Linked DNA regions of Homo sapiens: region 1 is linked to region 2. Evidence: read pairs that join two places in POLR2A ChIA-PET (ENCODE). Cell type or tissue: B cell. All regions are shown on one strand.

The links. ChIA-PET counts read pairs that join two places held together with the same protein. Peaks named below come from ENCODE experiments on the same cell type or tissue, not always from the same donor. Only the 100,000 strongest peaks of a DNase experiment are listed, where the experiment ranks them.
Region 1: POLR2A ChIA-PET joins it to region 2 with 8 read pairs; 1 of 35 experiments calls an interaction of 5 or more read pairs at or near these places.

What each region holds. Positions count from the first base shown.
Region 1 is chr10:96,682,047-96,690,046 of GRCh38, forward strand. All of the region lies in intron 2 of PIK3AP1 (phosphoinositide-3-kinase adaptor protein 1), which reads right to left. Among named protein-coding and RNA genes, the nearest start is that of PIK3AP1, 34 kb to the right of the region's middle. In B cell, no CTCF peak of the experiment used is centred here; DNase peaks (open chromatin) are centred at 4,683 and 5,705; H3K4me3 peaks cover 1,387 bases; H3K27ac peaks cover 7,918 bases.
Region 2 is chr10:96,331,975-96,339,974 of GRCh38, forward strand. It overlaps DNTT (DNA nucleotidylexotransferase), which reads left to right. Exons shown (of 11, transcript NM_004088.4): 9 at 377-622; 10 at 3,917-4,000; 11 at 6,164-6,590. The coding sequence ends at 6,250. Among named protein-coding and RNA genes, the nearest start is that of OPALIN, 23 kb to the right of the region's middle. In B cell, a CTCF peak has its summit at 3,090 (motif pointing right); a DNase peak (open chromatin) is centred at 3,117.

The DNA of each region.
Region 1 (8,000 bases), 350 kb after region 2:
GGATGCACTATTAGAGCAACTGCACACAAATACTAGAGAATGAAATAGCTAGCACTATAGAGTAAGATTTCGATAAACAAACACCTGTTCATAGATCAGTTACTCCTGATCCTTAAGTGTCCCTTCTTAGATTAAATGGCTTAACTTAAGGGGCAAAGCCTGCTCTCCAGGTTGATTTACAATTCTAACGATTGAAGCTTTAGGGTAACTTGATGTTATTACTCCTCTGCTGATTTTTTTTTTCCTTTCCTTCTTGCTGGTAAGAGCGGGTACTCAAAGGATGGGAATCGTGACTGCAGGGTCATCAAGATGGCTGAGTCCAGCTCCTGCATCTGTTGTTTGAAGCTCCTTTCCCACATGCCAAATGCCTACTTCAAACCAATGACACTGGCACATGGGAGTTCACCTTTGCAAGAGCTGCCTTCTCTCCAAGGATGCTTTCCCGTCTTCCGTTTCCTCAAGGAAGAAATCAAGGGAAAAGGGAAGCACCTTTCTTCCTTCCCTGCTCTAATTTGTACCGTCTCCCCATGATGAGATAAGCCTGTGCTGACTGATACCTGGGTGTGGAGCGAGCTGCATGTGACCCCGTCATTCTTTTTTCTTTTCGCCCCATTAATAGATGCTTTTTAGCCACTTCACCAACTGACCCCAAGCCTCACCTCTGGTCTCTAATCAAAACCTTAACAGGGTTTTCCATAAACTGAAATTTACATTCAATCATCACCATAGCAACCATCACACAGAATTAGATACAACTTTTCCATCTCTGATGTAATCTACTTTTTTAAAAAGAGCTGCTTTCCTCTTCAATTGCAAATCCAAGCTATTCAGAAGATAACCATTAAAAATCTATTTTGAAAAAACTACATTTAAACAGACTGTAGCAAGGTTCTTAAAACAGGTATTTGAAGTAGTTTCTAGACACTTAGTAACATACACTTATTCCCCCAAATGGTGGCCATCATTGCACAAGTCTCCAGGATTTGGTCCAGTGTTAAGAATCGAACAACGCTTCTGTGAAAATTGTCACAACCAAAACTTAAAAGGTGCCCTGAGATAACAACTGCAAGCCAGGGCATACAATTCTGTTAATTTCTAAAGGATGTCCGCATCATGTCTAAAAATAAATAAATAAAACAAGGTTGGACTGTTCAGTGTGTAATTGGCAAATCCCCCAAAATTTCTGGAATTCACCTAGTCATCCAAGAGGAATTATTCAATTGCTAAAGTGGCTTAAGACTGTGAGAATAGGCAACTGTAAGGAGAGTACGCCACAGATAAAGAGATAAATCCTCATTCAAGGAGTCTAAATGTTTCTCACTCTATGAGTACAATGCTGTAAGAGAGGCCTTGAATATTCAGAGATGTTGGAAATGTATTTCAGATTTAGAAAAAGGTAAGAAAAGACACTTTCAGAAAATGTACTGACAAAAAAAAATCTACTTATGACACTAATCCCACTAACAAATTAATGAAGCCCACCCATCTCATCACTTCTATACATCTCATTCCATTGCTACTTAGAATCCCAGAAACTGGGCAATTCAGTTGTATTGAAAATTGAGATAATAAAATCAAGTCATTTTCCATAAGCCAAATCATTTTATTCTATGTATTTACAGCCGAACTATGATGTAGTGATAGTCCATTCATTTAATTCATTCATCAAGCATTTATTGAGCACTAGATGCTACTACGTGCTGAGAGCTGCATTTAATAAAGATAAGTGACATATCATCCAAGACCTCATTACTTTTCTAATTCATAGGATGGCAGATGTTTTATGCCCAAATGTCAGGGAAATTGTAATCCATTTCCTCTGAATAAACATTCAAGACTGTATATATAGGAAGTAATGCTGGTCACATGGCTGTGCTACTCATTGTAATAACTCCAGTCTGGACACTTGAATTAGACTGATGGCTAACAGTCTACCACTTTTATTATTAAGACCTGGTAGGCCTCACCACAGGGCATTTATTTTGAGATTTCTGAAAACGCCCTGACTTAGTTCCAGTGCCATTCTGCCACTTAGGAGATAGGGCTGAATTCCACCCCAAATGACAAAGAAACTCCTCTAAATACTCCTAACAGTTAGGCATTGTGTAGAGCAAAAATAAGCCATTCTTAAAGCTTCTCAGCCATTCTTTTCTATTAAAGACCATTGGCATAGCTAGTTAGGCAATGTGAGCAAGGAGTGGGTTATTTCCAAATAGTTGCCAAAGTATCTTACATGCCCAGAAGTGAGAAGTCTTGCATATTAAGTGTGATAATATATACAAGAAAAACGCTAGTCCAGGAATGGGATGCTGGTTTCCTCCCAGGTGCCAACTCTAGTGGAACGGCAGTGGATGGCCATTCCCCTGAGCGAGGCTTGTGCTGAGGCCAAGGCCCAGCTCAGTGAGACAAGATGTCTTGATTCACCCACAAAGTCTGATCTGGGAGCAGACAGGCTGTGCTGTACAATGTGTTCCACTGTCCAAGGCAGCCTGGACCATGCTGCAGGGGGAGAGGCAGACCTATGCCACTGAGTTACTGGAGAGAGTTTGCAGAAATAATCAGAAAGAACATCCCAGTGCCTTCAAAGACCAATGAACCTGTGCTGGCAATCTTAAGAAAAACTTTGAGGTGCAATTGGCAGAACTTAAGACAGAATGGGTACCTTCCAAATGGTTGGAAAAGATAAGAGCCAAACAAATATATTCCATACTGAAATTTTAAAAAAACTTCACCAAGAACCATCAGCAATGGAAAACCTAAATAAGATCACAAAAATTAAAGATCAGAGCAGTTGAGGCGGCACTCTCTGATAGATGTTGCCAATTAACAGGACAAGCTGAGGATAAGGATAAAATCCTTTTGTAAGAGTTGAACCAATACATGCATTGCAACCAACACCAGATTCTTGGTTTTTTGTTTGTGTTTGCTTTTTTAAAAGATCGGTAGGAAGATCACAATCTCCCCAACACAGCCTCCTAGAAATGATGCAGACGTGTGGCTTTTGCGGAGGAAGGAAGCAAAGAATGTTTTGGTTATCTTCTGTAAACTTATACTGCTTTTGAAAAATATAAATAAATATATCTACAAATGCCACAAAATTCAGCTTATGAGTTATTTATGCTGTGATTTTCTTTTTTAGAGTTCCTTAGATAACCAGTGTCAAATCTAAAATGATCCTTGCATGGTTTGGGAGTGGTCATTCCAGTGGTCATCAAATTCAAGATGCACAAACCCATCGCTGGTATGAACTAGGCAAAGAGAGAGCACCTCCAAATCTCCCCCATCCTGGTACTTCATTGTTCAGGTCCACAAAGCTGGGAGGAGCAGAGGCAGCCAGGCTGTGGTTGGGCAAGAAAGGACACAAACCATCTTCATCTGCCCACAGCCCCTGGAGCCATAGTTGGGCTGGTAGCCAATGCTGATGAAATAGCAGACACAAGCCGTGGGTGAGGAAGGTGGTGGCAAGGAAAGAGGGGAGATGTGTCTCCATTCACCATCTCAGTTACATCTCCCACAGCCCTGCGAGGTGTGCATTTTCACTGCATTTTACCCACAACTGAAATGAAGCCTATGAAAGTCTTGCCCCATAACCCAGAGCTGGTGACTAGAGCCAGGATTAGAGTTCTGCAAAACTGAATCTTAGGCTTGCGGCTTTGGCCAACTGAGTTCCTTCATATCCAGGGTCCATGTCCACATGTCCTGGTCCGATGCAGCAGTAGGGAACTAAAGAGTTAATTCTGACAACACAGGGCAGAGCATGGAGGCATCTTCAGGGATGACATGTGTGCCCATCCCTGCTGAGTAGTAAGTCCCAGATGCTGAAACTAGCCACCAACAGACTAATGCCCACACACTGGCTGAGCTCCTGAGACCCTGGACAGCAGGGCCTGTCTTTGCTACAGAATCTGTAATCCCTCTGCCACGTCCCATATAGCACCAAGTCCTCACTAAATTCAAGGGGTGGATGTTTAATAAATACATATTAGTGGGAGGGCAGCAGAAGCACCTGAGGCAAATATGAAACTGCATTTGATGCTTTATTTAGATCATGAGTGTTCCAAAAGCATTTTTTTCCTTCACAATTCAGGATGTAGGCAGTCAACGCATATTTTTGTCAGATAATGACTATCACCCTAACCAGATAGTAATTTAATCACTCTGTTCCAAAGCTGCTTCAGCGGAGAACTAACTAAAATATCTGTGCTCCAAGACTTCAACCCAACAGCCAGCCAACTAAACAGCATTTACTAAGATCTCTGAGAGCCCACACTGTGCTAAGCAAAAGGAAAATCCCACAGAATAATATGTGGGCCCTGCTCCTACTGGATTTACACACTCTAGCTCGGGAACCAAACTGGAATTCAGGAGACAATTCGATAAATGAGTTTTACCCGTGGATGTACCGCAAATGAGCTCCACAGGAGTCCAGAGCAAAGAGAAACCACAGGTAACAGAATTTGAGTTGGATGGGCTTAGGCAGTGGGATAAAGAAGAAAGACAAAAAAGATACAGATTTTCCCCCAGCCTCTTAAGAACATAACAGCATTTCACAGTATCCACAAGAGCACCCGTAGCTTTCATGATATTCACCCAGTCAGCCCTCAGCATTGTGCGGCTGCTTGACTAGGACTACTTTATGCCCCGACCATCCTCTGTTAAATACAGAGACAGCACAGTCAGGTTCCTGCAGACTGCGTGTGCAGCTGTGCGTCATATCTCTTCCACTCAACATCTAGAATGCAAATCCAAACCAACTTGGTTCGTTAACATTTACAGAAAAAATACATAAAATTTCAACATGGATCCCACAATGGCCCACTCTGCCCTGTGAAGGGCAGGATGGATGGAGGTGGGTGTGCCCAGGCCGTGCCTTTGAAAGCCACTGCCTTGAACGCTCCTTTTTCCCTCTGTGTTTTAGAAACTGATCTCTTGATCTCTGTTAGATGACTCTGATTAAGATCTCCTCCTTTCAGACCGAGGCGGGTGGATCACAAAGTCAGGAGATCGAGACCATCCTGGCTAATACGGTGAAACCCCGTCTCTACTAAAAATACAAAAAATTAGCCGGGTGCGGTGGCGGGCGCCTGTAGTCCCAGCTACTCGGGAGGCTGAGGCAGGAGAATAGTGTGAACCCGGGAGGAGGAGCTTGCAGTGAGCCGAGACAGCGCCACCGCAGTCCGGCCTGGGCAAAAGAGCGATACTCCATCTCAAAAAAAAAAAAAAAAAAAAAAAAAAAAAAGAAAAAAGATCTCCTCCTTTCAAGGATGAATTGGAGCCTTCTTTGATTTTGCATCCCTAGCACAGAGCCTGGTCCATGGTGGGTGTTTGATAAATAGTGAATTAAGAAAAACATCCATTTGTCCAGGCCCACCCCGTGAGTGCCAATCTCACACTTCCAAATGTCCACTCTGCAGTGATTTTGGGTTGTGTAATCATTACCAGATCAGCACTCCTGAGAGTGAATGCCCAACCCTCCTCCAAAATTAGCTGCCCCTGTAGACTATCATTTCTGTCAGTGACATCATTCTTCCAGTCACCCACGCTCAAAATCTTATCTTCTTGTCCCGCTTTCTCTATTTTTCCCATTGAATTTCCCTCCTAAATCTCGTACACGTATCTCTTGCTTTCTAATCCCAAGGCCACCATCCGTTGAGGCCCTAACCACCCTCATGCCTGCATTAAAGACCTTGTGCACTAACTTCCTCCACAACTCAGGGAAGCATGTAAACACTAGACCCACCCTTCCTTCCCTTCCTAGTCTGTGGAACTCACCACTGCTCTTCCTTCCTCCGCATGAACTGCACATGGAGCCTGCCCATCCCTCTCTGCCATCAGCCCTGTCCCTGCTTTATCCTAAGGCCTGAGCCTGGAGTGGCATCTGGGTAGGCAACGGTTGGGAAGCTAGTTAGGGTGACTTATTCACAGAGCTGGTTTGGAGCAAATCTGATGGGGAGGCATGAAGGGGTGGGGGACAGGAAATTTCCCTTGAAGAAGCCTTGGCAGAGTAAGCACACTCTTTCTCTTCAACGTTATGTTTATGTGCCAGGGGGCTACTGCAGATTTAGGGACAAACAACTCACCCACCCACCCACAAGCACCTCATGGCATTTTCACTGTTGATTCGACAGGCACTTCAGGGCCTTTTGCTCCTCCCAGCCAATGTCATTCCCCACCCAGGATGAAGATGAGGCCTTGCAAAAACACACCACCTGAGCCCTCTAAAGTTCATAAATAGTGATAGTAAAGGGGGTTGGTGATAAGAATCAAAGGGCGAGGATAAGTCACAGGAACTTAGCACTTGATACTATCTCAATAAAATACGAGGCCATGGAAATGTGCTATGATATATTCCTCAGAAAATGTTTATAACATGGCTCTCATTTCTTTCTAAAATTAATTTTCTAATTAAAACATAAAAATTACATATATTTATCATGTACACCATGATGTTTAAAAATATGCACACATTAGGCTGGGCGCGGTGGCTCACGCCTATAATCCCAGCAGTTTGGTAGCCCGAGGCAGGTGGATTACTTGAGGTCAGGAGTTCGAGACCAGCCTGGCCAACATGGTGAAATCCCATCTCTACTAAAAATACAAACATTAGCTGGCGTAGTGGCACATGCCTGTAGTCCCAGCTACTCAGGATGCTGAGGCAGGAGAATCACTTAAACCCAGGAGGCGGAGGGTGCAGTGAGCTGAGATCATGCCACTGTACTCCAGGCCTGGGTGATAGAGCAAGACTCTGTCTCAAAAAAAAGAAAGAAAGAAAGAAAGAAAGAAAAGAAAATATGCATGCATCATAAAGTGGCTAGATCTGGCTAATTAAAATACGCATTACCCCCACCCCCCATCTTTCACGTAGGTAGGATCTACATGTGCTTATCTCTACATCCAACCGACTAAAGAACAAGAGATAGCCCTTTAGCTGGACCATTTCCATAGTTTCTCCAAATGCCATTTTGGTCACATTGCTGTCCCAGGCAACAGAAGGCCCTCTGAGATAAAATGGGTAAGGCTCTTACCACATCCTGATGTTGAAGGTTCTTCTTCCACTGACTCAATATAACCTTCATAATCATTTTTCCCCACTATCCCAGACTCAGGCCACTTCTCAGCCCAAATGCAAACGCATCCTGTGCTTTCCTCTCCCTGTGCCTTGCCCATGGAGTTCCCTCGTCCTGGGATGTCTTTCCCTTTAATCCTTACCGATGCCTCTTAAAATCCAACCCTCCTGGCCGGGTGTGGTGGCTCACACCTGTAATCCCAGTACTTTGGGAGGCCGAGGCAGGCGGATCATGAGGCCAGGAGATCAAGACCATCCTGGCTAACATGATGAAACCCCGTCTCTACTAAAAATACAAAAAAAAAAAATTAGCTGGGCGTGGTGGCGGGCGCCTGTAGTCCCAGCTACTCAGGAGGCCGAGGCAGGAGAATGGCGTGAACCCAAGAGGCGGAGCTTGCAGTGAGCCAAGATCGCACCACTGCACTCCAGCCCGGGCAACAGAGCAAGAGCAAGACTCTGTCTCAAAAAAAAAAAAAAAAAAAAAAAATCCAACCCTCTTAAAATCCAATCCTTTCTTTCAGTGTCATCCTCTCCATGAAGTTTTCAACTGTCCACCCCATTGAAAGCCCTTTCTTATTTTGCAGATTCTATGTACATGCCAGTCCCACAGCAGGCAACTTCCATGCTTAGGAACTGAACTCACCCACTGAGTTCTCCGTCTTCCCTCTACCCCACAATCATGCACCATGTCCTGCTGGTCCTGTCTGCTTTTTACCCCTCCAAAGTGTTCCTTCTTCTCCTTACTCACTGCCCCTGCTCAGCGCAGGCCCACAGCACCTCTCCCCTGAAAGAATGCAGCAGCCACGTGCCCAGGATCCAGCCTCCAGCCTCCAGCCCTGCCTGACATGGCCATTCCAGGTGTCAGTGTTCTCTCTTAAATCTAGTAGAATTCTGTTCTCTGTTACTACTGTCCAGGAATCCTAATCTGCCCTTC
Region 2 (8,000 bases):
ATTATGTCACCCAGGCTGGTCTCAAATTCCTGCAGCGTGGCTTTTTGTTTATGGTTGGTTTGTTTTTAAAGGACTGAGGAGAGCCCAGAGCACTAGCTGAGGTTCAGAAGTGGAGAGGGAGATTTTCTTGCAGTTTTGCCATTAAGTGGCTTTGCTTCAGCCTCTCTCATCGCTAAATTCCTTTTCCGTAAAGGGAAGATAATGCAACCACTTTCTTAGTGTTTTCTCCTAGTGTTTGCAGGTGGGCCTTTAATGCAAGGCCAAACACATGTCCATGTTCTGCTCGAATCTGAAAAGATTTCATTAAGAATCCAGTGTTAAATCATAGATCTTCTTCATCAGGGCCTTTTCCTGATGCCATTCTGTTTCTTTTCAGGGATTACTTTTATATTATGACCTTGTGGAGTCAACATTTGAAAAGCTCAGGTTGCCTAGCAGGAAGGTTGATGCTTTGGATCATTTTCAAAAGTGCTTTCTGATTTTCAAATTGCCTCGTCAAAGAGTGGACAGTGACCAGTCCAGCTGGCAGGAAGGAAAGACCTGGAAGGCCATCCGTGTGGATTTAGTTCTGTGCCCCTACGAGCGTCGTGCCTTTGCCCTGTTGGGATGGACTGGCTCCCGGGTAAGTGCTACATGGACCCATGGGATGATGTTAGCTTTCTGAAAGACGTAGGCCGAGTCTACCTGGGCCCAGGGGAGAGATGACGGCAACAGGGGCTGGGTGACAGGGGAGGGGCCAGTACCCAGAAACCTCTAACTCAAGGCATCCTGTCCACACATGGCCAAGTATGACAGATTAATTTAGAACAGTTATTCCCAGTGTGTGGTCCCCAACACCAGCAGCAGCAACCTTACCCAGGAACAGGTTAGACATGGAAATTCTTCACCCCACTCCAAACCTATGGAATCAAATCAGCATCTCTGGGGATTTCAGCCCGGAAATTTGTTTGGAAAAGGCTTCTAGGTGTTTCTGATGCAGCTCAAGTAGGAGAACCACTGAAGTACAGAAACCAGCAAGGGGATTGAAATAGGAAACAATTAATAAAGTGGAGAGGCAACTCACAGATTGGGAAAAAATATCTGCACATCATACATCACATAAGGGCCATTATCCAGCATATACAAGGAAACCAAAAGACTCAATAACAAGAAAACAAATAATCCTATTTAAAAATGGGCAAAGGACTTGAATAGATATTTCTCAAAAGAAGACATATAAATGGCAAGCAGATATTGCCATCTTGCTTAACATCTCTAATCATCAGAGAAATGCAAATTAAAACCACAATAAGATGTTATCTCACATCCGTCAGATTGGCTATTATCAAAAACATGAAAGACAGCAGGTGTTAGTGAGGCTGTGGAGAAAAGGGAACCCTCTTGTATTGTTGGTGGTGTTGTAAATTACACATTTTGGAAAATAGTATGGAAGTTCCTCAAAAAACTAAAAACAGGGCTACCATATGATCCAGCAATCTTACTTCTGGGTATATAGCCAAAGGAAATGAACTCAGTATGTCAAAGAGAGGTCTGCACTCCCGTGTTCATTGCAGCATGATACACCATAGCCAAGATATTATATAAAAACAACCTAAGCATCCACAGCAGATGAATGGATTTTTAAAATGTAGTATATGCACAGTGGAGTATGACACAGCCTTTCGAAAACAGGACATTCTGTCATTTGAGACAACATGGTTGAACCTAGAGGACATTATGTTAAGTGGAATAAGTCAGGCACAGAGAGACAAATACTGTATGATCTCGTTTCTGTATATGTAGAATCTAAAACAGTCAAACTCGTAGAAGTACAGAATAGAATGTAGAATGGTGGTTAGCAGAGGCTGGGGGATGAGGACAGAAAATGGACAGGGAAAAGGGTCAACAAGTACAAAGTTCCAGTCAGACAGGTGGAATAAACTCTGTTCTATTGCACAGTATGGTGACTATAGTTAATAAAAGTGTATATTTCAAAGTAGCTAAAAGAGAGGATTTTTAATGTTCTTACCACAAAGAAATGGTAGAAGTTTGAGGTGATGGACATGCTAATTAGTCTGATTTTATCATTCTGCAATGTATATAGATGTATCAAAATATCATATTATAACCCACAAATGCATACAATTATTATATGTTAATTAAAAATAAAATCAAGCTATAAAATTTTTCTGAAAGAGCACAAGTTGAGTTCATCCCAGACCTGGTTGCAAGCTCCTGCACTGCTTCTTACTGTTGGGTGATCTTGGACAAGTTCTCTATATCCTGTAAAACTCAATTTTCCCGTCAGGAAAATGAGGACGATGACCTTAGCTACTTCCCTGAGTTGCAGAGACATTAGGTGACATGATGTTCTCAAAGCCTCAGCACCAAGCCAGCACGTGGCCAGTACTGGATAAGTAGTAGCTTCCATATCCTGTCACTCACAGGAGAGGACACCTGTGATTTGAGTCCCATTCGCATGTGTTCCACCCTCCCAACTAAACACCTCACCCTGTTTCTCCTGTTTTCCCAGGTAGCTGGTTGTTGCTTTGAGTGAAATGGGTTCGTAGAGGGTTTTTTATACAGATGAATGACACAACACAAATTAATTGTTCTCAGCCGTGGGTTAAATGTCAGGTGTCTTTGCTTTGGACTGGAATTAATTCAGCACAGCATCTTAGCACTGGGATTTCTTACTCTAATCACAAATGTTGACTGACAACTAAATGCTTTTTTCATTCCTAAAAAAAGGGGAAGAAAAGAAAAAATATATCATAAATGCAACTTGTCTGATAGACATAAATCTTTGGGAACACATAGTTGATTGAGAAAGGGGAACGTTCCAGAAAGAAGTCCTTGGTTATGCAATGTCATGCCAGTTAAGCATCACTGGCTGAAGTGGTTGACATTTGCCCATTTTATTTTTAAGATGGACATGTTTTCAACACATTCTAGTCTGTTTCCTCAGAGTACTCAGAAATTGTTGCTGTTGGTTCTGCAAGGCACTGGCAGAGCACTAAGCTCTTTTGCTTTTTAGCTGGGTGACTTTAAACAAATAAAGGACTTCTGATTGCAAAGTCCATCTCCTCAACCATCCCGGGTGAGCTTTCCTAAAATAGCAAATTGTTCCTTACCACTAGAGGGCACCAGTATCCCAGGCTTGCTCCCTACTCCCACATGAAGAGGACAAAATTTCTAGATTGTGTTTCTCTCAGGAAAACTAGTCTCCATGACAATTCGTTGCCCTCCTTTCCCAAGGTGTTCCTGTCCTCTGTCTTAGGCTTCATGTATTGCTCCCTTCAGTCTCAGAGCCCATTCCTGACTGTGGGAGATGTCATCCAGGAGCAGTTGACTTAGACGATCAGTTTCATGGCATCTCAGTGTGAAAGGATGTTAAAGCCAGAGGGAGTCTTAATCATGTCCTTCCTCCATCCTTTCATTCACTCAACCAAGACTCAGGGAGTCTGGATGACTTGACAGGAGATGCACAGCCAGGTAGGGACAAAGTCCAGGCTGGAACGGGTTCCCTGACTCCTCCATCCTCTTTTACAATAACAATATTCCAAATCATGTAACACCCACCAAACTAGTATTTATCCAGCATTTACTCTGGACCAGGCATTATCCTGGTAGAACGCTCACGCTATTCATTTATTCATTCAATAAAACATTTGCTATACATCTTCTACATGCGAGGCACTATTTGAGGGAATACAGTTGTGGACAGAACAAACCAGGTTCCTGCTCTCACAGAGCTTACATTCTAGTGTGTTCATGGGAGCACGGACTTCTGTCACCAGAGAATTTGGCCCTGGGGGAGGAAAATCACTTTGAGAATGTTTAGTGGAGTTACATATTTCACTAGAGGGATGTAGCCACCTAATACTGAAGACATTCTAGACGTGTTAATAATTTATTTTAACTATCTCCTATCCAGCAGTTTGAGAGAGACCTCCGGCGCTATGCCACACATGAGCGGAAGATGATTCTGGATAACCATGCTTTATATGACAAGACCAAGGTACAGTTCTCTTCCTAAAAGGGGCTACTTTGATCCTCATCCCCAAGGCTGGCCCCCGAGCTTTTTTCATGGACTGATTTTAGTATCCAGGTATGGTTTCCTTTGTCATGCGTGTTCTATTTCCAGTTCATCATAGTTGAGGGCAGCAAGAAAGATTTCCACAGACTCGCAGTTTCCACCCGGCCCAGAATGCAATTCGAGAGATTTTGGCTGAAACATGATGAGCTAATTGGGCTTCCAGAACAAGTCCAGCAGTGAACATTAACTGGGTTTGGTATATCCTTGGTGTTGGCAATGAGTAACTCCAAAGTAAACCAGGGATCCCCAGAAATCACAAATACTACTTGTGTACCCCTCAAATGCAGGGGGCAGTGGCATTTTGAGTGGCCATGTAGGCCATTAACAACAGTCTCCTGCAAGAAAGAGAGCAACAGAGCTGCCCTGAGACATAAATGAGCATCCAGCTAGTCTCATTGACTACCCATGTCACTCATTTGGTGTGCTAGTCTTACTGTGGTCATGATCCAATTCATCCCTCAGCAAAACGATAGATGCCTGTAGAAGTTAGAAGAGTTAAATATCCAACTGTTAAATCCACAGTTCTAAGGGCTACTCTTCTTACAGATATCAAGGACACCAAAATAGGCTCCATGGGGAAGAAAACTCAAAATAACTAGAAGTAATGGTAGTGGCCAGGCGCAGTGGCTCACGTCTGTAATCCCAGCACTTTGGGAGGCCGAGGCGGGTGGATCACTTGAGGTCAGGAGTTCAAGATCAGCCAACATGGTGAAACCCCATCTCTACTAAAAATACAAAAAATAACCAGGTGTGGCGGCTCGCACACACCCAGCTACTTGGGAGGCTGAGGCAGGAGAATCACTTGAACCCGGGAGGCAGAGGCTGCAGTGAGCCGAGATCACACCACTGCACTCCAGCCTGGGCAACAGAGTGAGACTCTGTGTCAGGAAAAAAAAAAAAAAAAAAGTAATGATCATTTCCCTCTAGGAGCTTGTAGTCTAAATGAGATGTATTCAGTTAGAGTTGTCTCAGTTACAAATGTTAGAAATCAAATCTAAAGTGGCATAAACAAAAAAGGGAACTTGGGTTATATACTGCAATGTCGAAGCGTTCAGGGGCAGCCGAATATGGGTGCTCAGGCAGGCTTCCCTCAGTATTGCCTTTATTCTCAGGCAGGTTTCCCCATAAGTCCCACTCTTCCAGCTACTTCAACAGAGAAGAGCCTGTTTCCTAATAGTTCCCCCAAGAATCCTACCTGATGCTCATTGGCCAGGCCTGGGTCATGTGCCTATCCCTGAACCCATTACTGTGGCTCTGATTGGCCAGACTTGGGTCATGTGCTGCTTCTTGGAATTGGGAGCAGCTGCACCTAACCCTCCTGGACTGAGAGTCAAGAGGAGTGGTTTCCCATAGAAAAATCCAGGTGCTGCTCACAGAAGAGGGGGCTGTGGATGCTGGCAGGAAAGCCTCGGATGCTAAGCATGTGGGTGAAGGCAGATTCACATAGTACAATGAAGGAACACTTACAAATTAATACATTCTAAATAGTTCAATGTAAGCAAGTACCTTCTATGTGCCTAGCACCGTGCTATGTACAAGAAGGGATGGAGGAGAAGAGCTGCTTGGTCTTAAAGAGATCACAGAGTGGGATCCTGCTGGGGTTAGAGGCAAGCATGGAAAGCTAAGGAAAACCCAACACATACAAGTATCCTATAATTACCAGCAGTACAAAATTATAACTGCATGTTAGAATTACCCAGTGCGTTCAGATAGATTGATTATAAGATCTCTCCTGAGCTTCTGATTTCACTGGACTGGGGTATGGCTCAAGCTTCAATGTTTATTTTTTAAACTCCATCAGGTTGTTCTAATAAACAGCTGTGGTTCAGAACTACAGCCCGTAGGAAAAATATCCAAATGGCTTTTGCTGAATATGTTAAAGCTGTTATGATTTTACTTTAATTCATTTAGTACCATGTTTTGGAAAGTCAGTTAAAATGACTTTTTATACTCAGAAGCAGGGAATTATGTTTGGGCTGTAATTCATTCTGACAAGGCAATTTTATAAGTAACACTTTCACTGTGTCCACACCATGGTGCTTATGAAAAATATCTGAATGCACATATTTCTTGTTATGTTTTCAGAGGATATTCCTCAAAGCAGAAAGTGAAGAAGAAATTTTTGCGCATCTGGGATTGGATTATATTGAACCGTGGGAAAGAAATGCCTAGGAAAGTGTTGTCAACATTTTTTTCCTATTCTTTTCAAGTTAAATAAATTATGCTTCATATTAGTAAAAGATGCCATAGGAGAGTTTGGGGTTATTTAGGTCTTATTGAAATGCAGATTGCTACTAGAAATAAATAACTTTGGAAACATGGGAAGGTGCCACTGGTAATGGGTAAGGTTCTAATAGGCCATGTTTATGACTGTTGCATAGAATTCACAATGCATTTTTCAAGAGAAATGATGTTGTCACTGGTGGCTCATTCAGGGAAGCTCATCAAAGCCCACTTTGTTCGCAGTGTAGCTGAAATACTGTCTATCTCTAATAAAAACAGGAGGAAACAAGATGATGGAATCTGTTTTTCTTCACTCAAATATTATAAACTATTTTAAAACACAAGTGTAACCAAGTGGAAGAATAAAGAGCTTACAGTTTGTCTTAAGGGGACAAACAGGTTTAATTAGAAGATGCAGAGATTCCAGAGGGGATTTGGGTCCGTTCTGGAGCTTGTGGAGGAGGGGTGCTGCCTCTGGACTGGCTCAGCTCGGCTCAGTGCCTGCTCCTTCCCGGCCATCATACAGCTGGTTCCCTAAGCATCCCAGCACAGGACCACATAAAGGATGTATTCTCCCTGCCATCGTGCTGAAGGAAAGACAATGTCCTAAACCATCAAAGAAATATCTCCCTCTTTTTTCCATCTTGGAGCTTCTGTCTACACCTTATGGCTCAGTCTCTCTCAGGAAGTCAGTCTCTCTTGGCTTCTTATCTGAGGGCACCCAAGGGAAGGGAGGGAGCCCTGGCTGAGGGAAATTTTGGAACTCCCAGGCTCCAGACCCATTCTTTCCTCCTGCCTCCTCCAGGAGGCATAGACCCTTTGCCTTGAAGGGAGTTAACAGGTCATCTGTTCCAGCTGCTTCCGTGTCTTCAGCCTGCTAAAGAGCTGGGAGGCCCATGACGACCGTTTTCCCTTCCTTCCAGTCCCTCTGGGAAGAGGATATTGGGAGATACAATACCTTTTGGCTATTGTGACTAATGCTGCTGTGAACATTGGCCTACAAGTATCTGTTTGAGTCCCTGCTTTCAATCCTTTTGGTAGGGACCTAGTAATAAAATTGCTAGATTCAATGGCTATTCTATACTATGTTTAACTCTTTGTGGAACCACTGTACTGTTTTCCATAACAACTGCACCGTATTACATTCTTAACCAACAGTGCGCAAGCGTTCCAATTTCTCCACATCCTCAACACTTGTTATCTTCTGCATTATCTGTTTTATAATAGCTGTCTTAATGGGTGTGAAGTGGCGGGTGAAAACTTTTGCCCATCCTGGAACCCAAAGACAGTCCAGGCTGAAACTAACACACTGAAAGGGCCTCAGATGGTGTGTGTGCCTGTCACATCTTGAGTTGATGGCTAAAAAAAGCTGGGGACAACAAGAGGGTGGACAGCAGCCACCCCCACTGGCCTCAAATCCCAAAATCCACAAAGTATTCTAGTCTTTTCTGCTGCCCAGTGTTTCCCAGTTATGACATTCAAGATTATTCTAGGTAGTAAGTAGATGAATATTTTCATACTGATATAATCAATAAATATTTATTGGGTGCTTACCATGTCAGTCATTTTTCTAGGCACAGGGCATAGAAAAGATAACAAAACTGTCAAAAATCTCTGCCTGTATGATTATAAGCATAAAGCTTATGTTCTAGAAAGGTGTTTATTTGTGTTCGAAAGGTGTTAAGAAAATGGTTCCTTA